Regions from separate parts of the Homo sapiens genome. Here region 2 is linked to region 1. Evidence: read pairs that join two places in POLR2A ChIA-PET (ENCODE). Cell type or tissue: MCF 10A. All regions are shown on one strand. Links, peaks and the distances in the headings refer to the core of each region. The heading gives the core; the rest is flanking DNA.

Evidence for each region. ChIA-PET counts read pairs that join two places held together with the same protein. Peaks named below come from ENCODE experiments on the same cell type or tissue, not always from the same donor. Only the 100,000 strongest peaks of a DNase experiment are listed, where the experiment ranks them.
Region 2: POLR2A ChIA-PET joins it to region 1 with 7 read pairs; 1 of 35 experiments calls an interaction of 5 or more read pairs at or near these places.

What each region holds. Positions count from the first base shown.
Region 1 is chr1:241,321,846-241,326,113 of GRCh38, reverse strand. The region is part of intron 2 of RGS7 (regulator of G protein signaling 7); the gene reads left to right. Among named protein-coding and RNA genes, the nearest start is that of RGS7, 33 kb to the left of the region's middle. RefSeq lists a silencer at 2,308-2,508. In MCF 10A, for the core only: no CTCF peak of the experiment used is centred there; a DNase peak (open chromatin) is centred at 2,403.
Region 2 is chr1:240,885,592-240,890,126 of GRCh38, reverse strand. The region is part of intron 6 of RGS7 (regulator of G protein signaling 7); the gene reads left to right. Among named protein-coding and RNA genes, the nearest start is that of MIR3123, 240 kb to the left of the region's middle. RefSeq lists an enhancer at 1,490-2,017. In MCF 10A, for the core only: a CTCF peak has its summit at 1,893 (motif pointing left); a DNase peak (open chromatin) is centred at 1,896.

The DNA.
Region 1 (4,268 bases), core at 1-4,000:
AATGTGAGTGCTTTGGAAAGTATTATGACTTTCCTGGGGAAGCTGAAAGCCACTGGGAAAGTGACCTTTGCTGGGTGAAGCAACAAAGAGCTTACTTTGTTTTATCAGTAGATCCGATCACTCTGTATTTTAGTTTATTTAACAGGGTAGCCTCTTGAGTAGAGAGCAGAGGAGCATAGTGAAAAAAAAGAAAAAATGTAACGGTTGTTCCAAGTCATCCTGTTTGCCTGGAGAAGTGAGAAAAATTACATTTTCCTGTAAGAGACTTACAGATATTTTATTCTATTTCCTCCTCCTCTTCCTCCTCCCTTCCCCTCTGTATGTGTCTCAATATTTGATGATAACTGAAAAAAAGGAGAATAGTTTGTGATCAGAATGTTGTCCTAAAACATGAGAGATGCATGCACAACAAGTATCAGATCTAAAATCCCTGCATGATGTCATGGAGTCTGCCAAATGGTCTCTGTATAAAAGTTGCCAATAACCCAAATGGAGTGAGAACCTCTTGCCAACAGACACGTTTCTCCTTTCCTAGTGAAAGTCAGTAGAGATTTATTTGAAAGCAGGTTTAAGTGTGTGCACCTGTGACTGGCAGTGTGTTAGGCATACATGAAAGATGCCTCTCATATCATCAATATGAGTACCCTTTTTACCGTCCTATGGTCATTTTTCATTTTTATGTTTATAGCTTAGCGTGAGTAACTGTGGAGAGCCAAACTGCAGATTCAATAGCAAAATAGTACCTGGCCTATGAGTTCTGTGTAACTAATAGGCACAAGGATCCTCTGCTAGTTTGGATCACTGTGATCGCTCAATAAGAATTCATTGAAAAGGGTTTCAGTGCCTCCCCCTTATATCTAATTTCATCTTTTTGTGCTCAAGAGCACCAACTTATTAGGAAAGTTTTTCACCTTGAACTAGAGAAAATCTTTGTTGTTTAAATAATTGGGTTTCCCCCGTAGCAACAGGATTCTATTTTATCTCCTTAGAGTCAGGTCGTGGATGGGAACATGGAGGAATTAAAATACATCCTATGGAATAGTTTCAAATGTGTTTACCAACAATTTTCCCATATCAGGGTTACCTTGTTTATGAACTTCACAATTATTTTTTATCACTGTTTATTTAAAATATAGCTACTGCTTTTTTGGAAAGATGTGTCCATAGCTTTATAGTAGAATGTGATGTCTTTTAATAGAAATACAGAATACTCTATGACCAAGGAAAAGAAAATCATTAGGTCAGAGTATAAAGATAAGAGGCATTTTATTAAGAAAGAGCTTTTGAACTGAACCTTAAGACTTAGGCCAAAAACTTGTGTCTTTATCCAGACCTGTAAGTCAGAAAAAGATCCTGGGCAAGGAAAAAAGCCAGAGAAAATGAATAGATATGAGGAAGGACCATGAAAAGCTGGTAGGGATGAGTAGGGGATGAATTGAGGAACTGAGATCAGACTGTAAAAAGTTGCCATGGTCATTCTAAGGAAATCTGGTCTTTATTCAGCAGACAGTGGTGTGTTCCAGAAGAGTATTTAATTAGAGGTGACTGTGAATTAGAAGTTTTTCTTCTGATGCAATGCAAAAAGGGTACACGTATTAGAAGACAGAAAGTTCAATGATGAGGCCCTCATAAAGTCTCCATGAAGGGAATGAGTGCATGAGTTATACTTTTTGCAGAGAAAATGGATTATACATGAGATTTAGAATCAATTGTGGTGGTAGGAAGAAAAATAAAGAATCTAGGTTTTAAGTAAAAAGTTGCTTTTTTTTTTGTTTTTTTTGCTTTTATATATTTTTCTTTCATCCCAAACTGTCTCCAAGGCAAAACATCTAAGGTTTAAAATCTTAACTATAATAGTCTACCTATTTCTTAAGTGAACAAGCTGGTAATAAGTAAATAGAGTTAGTTTAAATTTAAAGCTAATTTATTTCTCTATTGAGCTACTATGCCCGTGTGGAAAAGGAAATTATCATCATTGTTGTCACCATCATGCTCCTGATCATCGTCTAACATTGGAGCCGTCTGTGCTAACCACTACACATTCATCATCTCACGCATTTCTCATAACAACCCTTTGAGGCATTGCTATTATATCCATTTTAAACATGATAAATTGGAGACTAAGAGAGACTAAATAACTTGCTTAGGGCCACAGAGGTAATAAATGACAGAGCTGGGCTTCAGTCTCAGGCAGACTGGGCTTTTAAAAATTACCATTTGCCTAGGCCTTTTTGTCACAGGGCCTATCAGTAGGTTAAATTATATTATTATGACTTCTGTGTCTGTCCAAATAATTTAGGTACATTGTGACTCTGTGGAATTGGAGTTGGGTTGCATTTCAGGATAGATGTGAGTCTGCAGGTTGACTGGAATCAGAACCTCAGGGTATCAGGACCTCGGACAGCTCTCGCGTCTGTTCTCCGTTGGCAGCTCTGCTTCTCTCCAGGCATCTTCATCTGCCTGTTTTCTACTGATTAGCTTTCCCCCTCTACTTTGTCTCTTGGACTCGTTCATATCATTGACTTACAGTAGTTCATTCTTCTGATTTCCTAGTCCAGAGTTTTGAGATTCAAATCTGATTGCCCAGTTTATCCTTTAATACTTGGGCAGAGGTTTGCCACTGGCTTGTGTGTGCATGGGCTGATTCTGACTGAAGATTTACTTCTTATTCCTACAACGGGGTCAGGGAGGAAGGAGAAGACTGCAGTTGTAAGCCTCCTCCTCTTAGGCCTCCACAGGCGCTGACAGGCGCCTCTCTAGCTTAAAGGAAGTAGACTGTATCTTGCAAACATACATCACAATTTAAATGAAAAAAATTGTCACAACATTCATTGGTATTTAAAACATTGCATATTATTTAGAACTTGATATATTCATTGGCACTTATAGCCACAAAAACATATTATCAAGAAATTTTCTATTATCACAAAATCAGATGCCTTCATGTTTTCTCTCTTATTTTTAAGGGAAAATATCAAAGCAGTTTGGGGAGTTTGCAGTGTATGATAATAAATATGATATTTAAACGATGAAACTAAATGGTGAAAATCTCTTGTTTTTTATTTTCTGCCTTAATAAGATTTATATTTGTGTTTTTTACTGTTAGTAGAATTTAGAAATTATTTTATTTCCTGGCCCTACCAATTTGATTTGTGTCCTTCAGAGTATTCTTAGATTACAGTATAAAAATTCAAAGTCTGAGCAATATTCATGATCCTATTTTTATTTGTCCTTTATGTGAGAATTCATGAATTACAGTACCTGTATTTTACATTTTGTTAAAAAAAATCTTGTGGAAAAGGTAAGGCTATTGGTGATATGACTGTATAGCACTTAAGCACTCCATGATCTAAAAGTATTTCCAAACTAACATCTTCAGTAGTAACCATGTTGGTACTTATCATTCTATGCCATAGGACCCTCAAATTTTCTGACATTGGAACTTAAAGAATCTCTGAGGGGTGGCTTAGCATCAAGGCCCAGGTTACACATGAGAGACAACACATGCAGTAGATAATTGAATTCAGGGTGGCAGATATGCTAAACCCCTGCTTTTCTTGAATTTATGTAAGTAGGATATTCAAACATCAGATTTTTAATACTCTTTCTTTATATGAGAATCAAATAAGTGGCAGATAAGCTGCTATTAGAGATTAACTGGCTAAAACAACTTTTAGTATCAGTTAAAGAGTGAATATATAGTCAACCAATATCTTGCAACCTCTGAATCTATCAAATAATGGTAGTCGATATGTGTGATTATGTGGAGAAATGAAATAATCCTGAGATGCCTTCTGAATCATTTTGTAAAAAGATTCAGCCACTCACTTATAGGTGTGGTGTTGTACACCTAGTATGTGCTAACAACAGTTACTTATAAAGGTGAGCAAGGTGAGGTTTACTTACAAAGGTGAGCAAGATGTGGTAGAGGTGGCAAGAGACATGTATGCCAGCAGAGTGAGAACGTAGAGGACAGAGACATTGCTCTCAGGTGGGATAATCTAGACAGGCTTCAGAGAGGAGGGCTTCTGATGAGTTAGGTTTGAATAGGTGAAATGGGAGGAAGGTTAGTCAAGTGGGAAAAACCGTGAGAGGGCAGACATGGAGGTGGAAGAGTTCTCTGAATGCTCAGAGAACAACACAGAGTCTCTTGGGGATGGAGCGTAGATTTTGCAAGGGACATGTGGTTAATCAACAATGAAGGCAGATTGGAGCCAGTTTGTGAGGAGCTTGAATTCTAGAACGGCGGTTTGGACTTTATTCCACAA
Region 2 (4,535 bases), core at 299-4,298, 440 kb after region 1:
CCACCAGGAAACGGAGATTGTTTCATTTGACACAAGCTCCGTTTTGCAGGACTGAGTACGGGAGGGCAGAGTGTGGGGAGGGAAGTCTCTGCAAACCAGTGACTGTTTTGGCAAATAGGAGGAGTGAAGAAACAAAAGGTGGAAACTCTGAGAGATAATTGTACACGGGTCAGACAAATCCCTGTAAAATCAGCTTTTTGTACCTTCTTGGTAGCATCCGCGAACCACCATCAGCCTCTAGTGTGCGCATGCGATGGAGGAGGGGACACTACAAGAACAGGGCCAGGGCTCTTTTCAGATCACCGTCATCTCAGGGATGTTCTGTGCTGGTATTTCAAAATCACCATGCGTCATATCAGACTGATCTCTAGTTAGATAAGTAACAGAACCAAGTGGGCTGATTTGGAACAACAACAAAAAACTAATGTATTTCACCGATCAAGATAACACCAATGCTGTGTTGTTTTCCTATTGTATCATTACCACGATTATTATTGTTATTTAAAAGTCTGCTACCTGCTCTTGCTTTTACCATCCAGTCGCCTCCTAGAAGCGGAGAAATAATTACGTGTAAATCCCATCATATCACTGCTCTCACAGCTCCCAGGAGTTTCCATTGCGATAGCGAACCTGAGCCCCTAGCCAGGGCTCCGTAGGCTCCCGGCTCAGCCCTGACATAACCTCTCCCTTCCCTCCAGCTCTAGCCACCCTGCTGCTGGTGTCCCATTCCTGGACTTTTTCTGAAACGTTCCCTGCTTATTTTCTGCTCAGGGCAGTCCCCCTTGCTGTACCGATGGTGCTCTCTGCCTCTAGATATTCCTGGAGTTGATTCCCTCTTACAATTTAGATTTCAATTCAAAAGTTACCTCTCGCCAGGTGCAGTGGCTCACGTCTGTAATCCCAGCACTTTGGGAGGCCAAGGCGGGCAGATCACCTGAGGTCAGGAGTTCAAGACCAGCCTGGCCGACGTGGTGAAACCCCATCTCTACCAAAAATACAAAAATTACCCGGGCGTGGTGGCGGGCGCCTGTAGTCCCAGCTGCTTGGGACGCTGAGGCAAGGAGAATCGCTTGAACCCGGGAGGTGGAGGTTGCAGTGAGCCGCGATCGCACCACTGCACTACAGCCTGGGCAATAGAGTGGGACTCCGTCTCAAAAACAAAACAAAAACAAATGTTACCTCTTTCTTCATTGAGGCCTTTGACCGTCATAAAATCCGAAGTAGCTCTGCCCTTTGCACCCGCTGCTTCCCTCTCTCTGCCTCCGCGTTCCCTAACCTCCAGCTGTCACACACAGCCTAGTGGTTAACTGAGTCGATTCCGGTCTAATGCCTGGCTTTGACTGTCGCCTCCACCAAGAAAGTAGTACTCAGTCTCGTCCTCTCATCCAGCCTAAATTGCCTCATCAGCAAAATGGGAAAGTTGATAGCACCTCTTCTCAACGCGCGGCTGTGCAGTTTAAACAAGATAATGTATGTGAAATTCTTGAATAGTTCTTGGCTCATGGAAAGCATTCAATAAATTTTGGACATTGTTATTACTTTATTCACATTATTCTACATTGTCACACCACAGACCAGTACAAAGTAAGCCCTCTGAGAGCAATGATAGCCAACTGCGTTCATCGCCGGGTCTCCAGGCCTTAGGAAAAGCCGGGCACAAGGTGAAACAAATGAATACATCCAGTATCCACACACACCTGTCTCACTTTTCCTCCATTTTCTCCCCTTAAACGCAGAATTTCTGCTTTTCTCCAGCAACTGAAGATACTTAAGTTCAGCACCTCATGCAATTAGCCCACATAAGACCCCTTTACTGTTTTAGGATTCTTGAAATTCTTTGTAAAGCTGCCATCTTCTAGTTTTACCAGGTGAGACTGAAAGCGTACCTGGTGCAATGGCGCCCTCTGCAGGTAGACAGAAGAATTAACGTGGTCCCAGCTCCAGGAACTGCGTTCTTGAGGGACATCACCTGTGCGGGTGCAACTGCAGTGCTGTCTTTTCTGCCCTGTCCAAGACATTTTTTGCTTAGTATTTCTCTATAATGTAACCTCATTGAGGATAGAAGCTTTGTCTATACTCCCAATCCCATCACCAATATAGTAGGCACCCAGTGCATGTTTGTTGAATAAATATGTGAATAGAAAAAGAGTAGTTTTCAATCTTTTGTATCCCCAAGTGGCCCAGCAACATGGGGAAGCTACTGATAGAAAATAGTGATCAGCTGATTAATTGTATGCAACGTTTGGGTAGCAAGATAAGTGATAACACAAATAAAAGGAATGAGGGAACAGAAAGAATTAATAATTAAATAGAAAATTAAAAATATAGTTTAATGACACTGAGGTATCCATTAAACACTTAATAAAACTAGTTACATGTTTTAAATTGAAATATATTTTGAGATAATTTAAAAAAATATTTAAAAATCATTGGCAGTATATTCAAGATGCAACAGACACATGTAATTAATCGATATTGTTTACAAATCTTGGCAGTGCAAATTCATTGCAGTTCTACAAGGAAGAGACACTTGTCAAATGAGACACTAAGATAACTCTAGGTCCAACCCTGTGGTATCTCACTTAAAAAAGAACTCTATATAAAACTATATACTCTCACGCCTGTAATCCCAGGACTTTGGGAGGCCGAGGCGGGCAGATCACGAAGTCAGGAGATTGAGACCATCCTGGCTAACACGGTGAAACCCCATCTCTACTAAAAATACAAAAAATGAGCCGGGCGTGGTGGCAGGGGCCTGCAGTCCCAGCTACTCGGGAGGCTGAGGCAGGAGAATGGCGTGAACCCAGGAGGCAGAGCTTGCAGTGAGCCAAGATCGCGCCACTGCACTCCGGCCTGGGCAAAAGAGCAAGACTCCATCTCAAAAAAAAAAAAAAAAAAAACCTATATACTCAAAATGATCTTCAAAAGGATATTTCATTTATAAAAGAACTTGCTATAATTTTCTTTTGAGTAGAAACTTATGCAGTGACCTGAAAGTACAATATATCTAGTAATTCCATACATTACTTTCCGTCTGTAGTTAACACAGAACTCTCCAACACATCATCTCCAAGAATTCTTACCTCAGTCCTATGGAATAGACACACCAAGTATCTTTATTCTCATTACACAGGTGAGCAAATCAGGATGGTCTAGAGACTCATCCAATATCATAGTTAACAGGAAGGCCAGAACCCAAGGTCTTCAAACTCATGGGCCATTGTTCCTTCTATTATACCACATGGCATGTTCTAGAATATCTGTGAATGTGTCTTTCCATATTAGTGATCAGAGGATCAGACAATTAAGCAAATGATCACTATTTTCTTCCCCATGTTGCTGGGCCTTTTGGGGAGAAAAAGATTGAAAATTGCCCTTTTTCTATTCTAGGCATAGTCTGACTCTAATGTCCTGAGTAATTTAGCAGCAGTTTGGGACTCTCAGTCTCGTATTGGTTAGATCATCCTTTATTTTTAACACTCTGCTTATGTCTCTCTCTTTTTATTTGAGAAAGAAGAAAAAGAAAGAGAAAGGGAGAGAGCGGTGAGGAGTGGGAATGGGAAGGAATCAAGTGGAAACAGGTTCAGATATTCAATGAAATATGTGTTTGAAGATCATTTGGGGTTTACATTTTTATAGACAGTTATTTTATTAAGCAAGATGCCACAGGGTTGGATACAGTTATTTTAGTGTCTCATTTACCAAAATATTCAACGAATAATTCAACCATGATTCTTTTAGTCCAGATTCAATGAGCACAGATTTGAATGACAGAACTTTCCTTTGAAAGTCACACGGCTCCTCTGGGCTTATCCATTGGGTGTCATGTTCCACTGGATGGATTATTGTGGTACTTTAAAAAGGTGCAAACTCTCAGAACCTGTCACTTTGGTTGATATGTTTAAATAAGAGACAGAGAAATTAAGAACCCTTGACCTAGTATTATGGGAGATTTACATGAAAGTATTACATGAACATTTACATGGAAATATTTTAACCATTTTGCTTGGAACAGTGGCTCAGAATTATAATTATCATAACAGTTAAAGTATGGTATTTCTTACTTTATTACATTTTTTAAAATAGATATTGCATTGGTTTAAAAATAATACGATAAGCAAAAGAGCAAATAATGTTACCTATGAAAGAATGAAGTTAGGAGGTATAGAATATGAGAGTTTTGTATGTGTTATTGTTACAGAAAACGTCCTGTTTTAAAACTTTTATCTTAGGTTTGGGAGTATGTGCGCAGGTTTGTTATACAGATAAACTCGTGTCACAGGGGTTTGGTGTACAGATTATTTCATTACCCAGGTATTAAGCCTGGTACCCAATACTTAATGTTTTTCTGCTCCTCTTCCTCCTCCCACCCTCCACTCTCAAGTAGATCCCAGTGTCTGTTGCTCCCCTCTTCGTGTCCATGAGTTCTCATCATTTAGCTCCCACTTATAAGTGAGAACATGTGGCATTTGGTTTTCTGTTCCTGCATGAGTTTACTAAGGATAATGGCCTCCAGCTCCATCCATGTTCCCTCA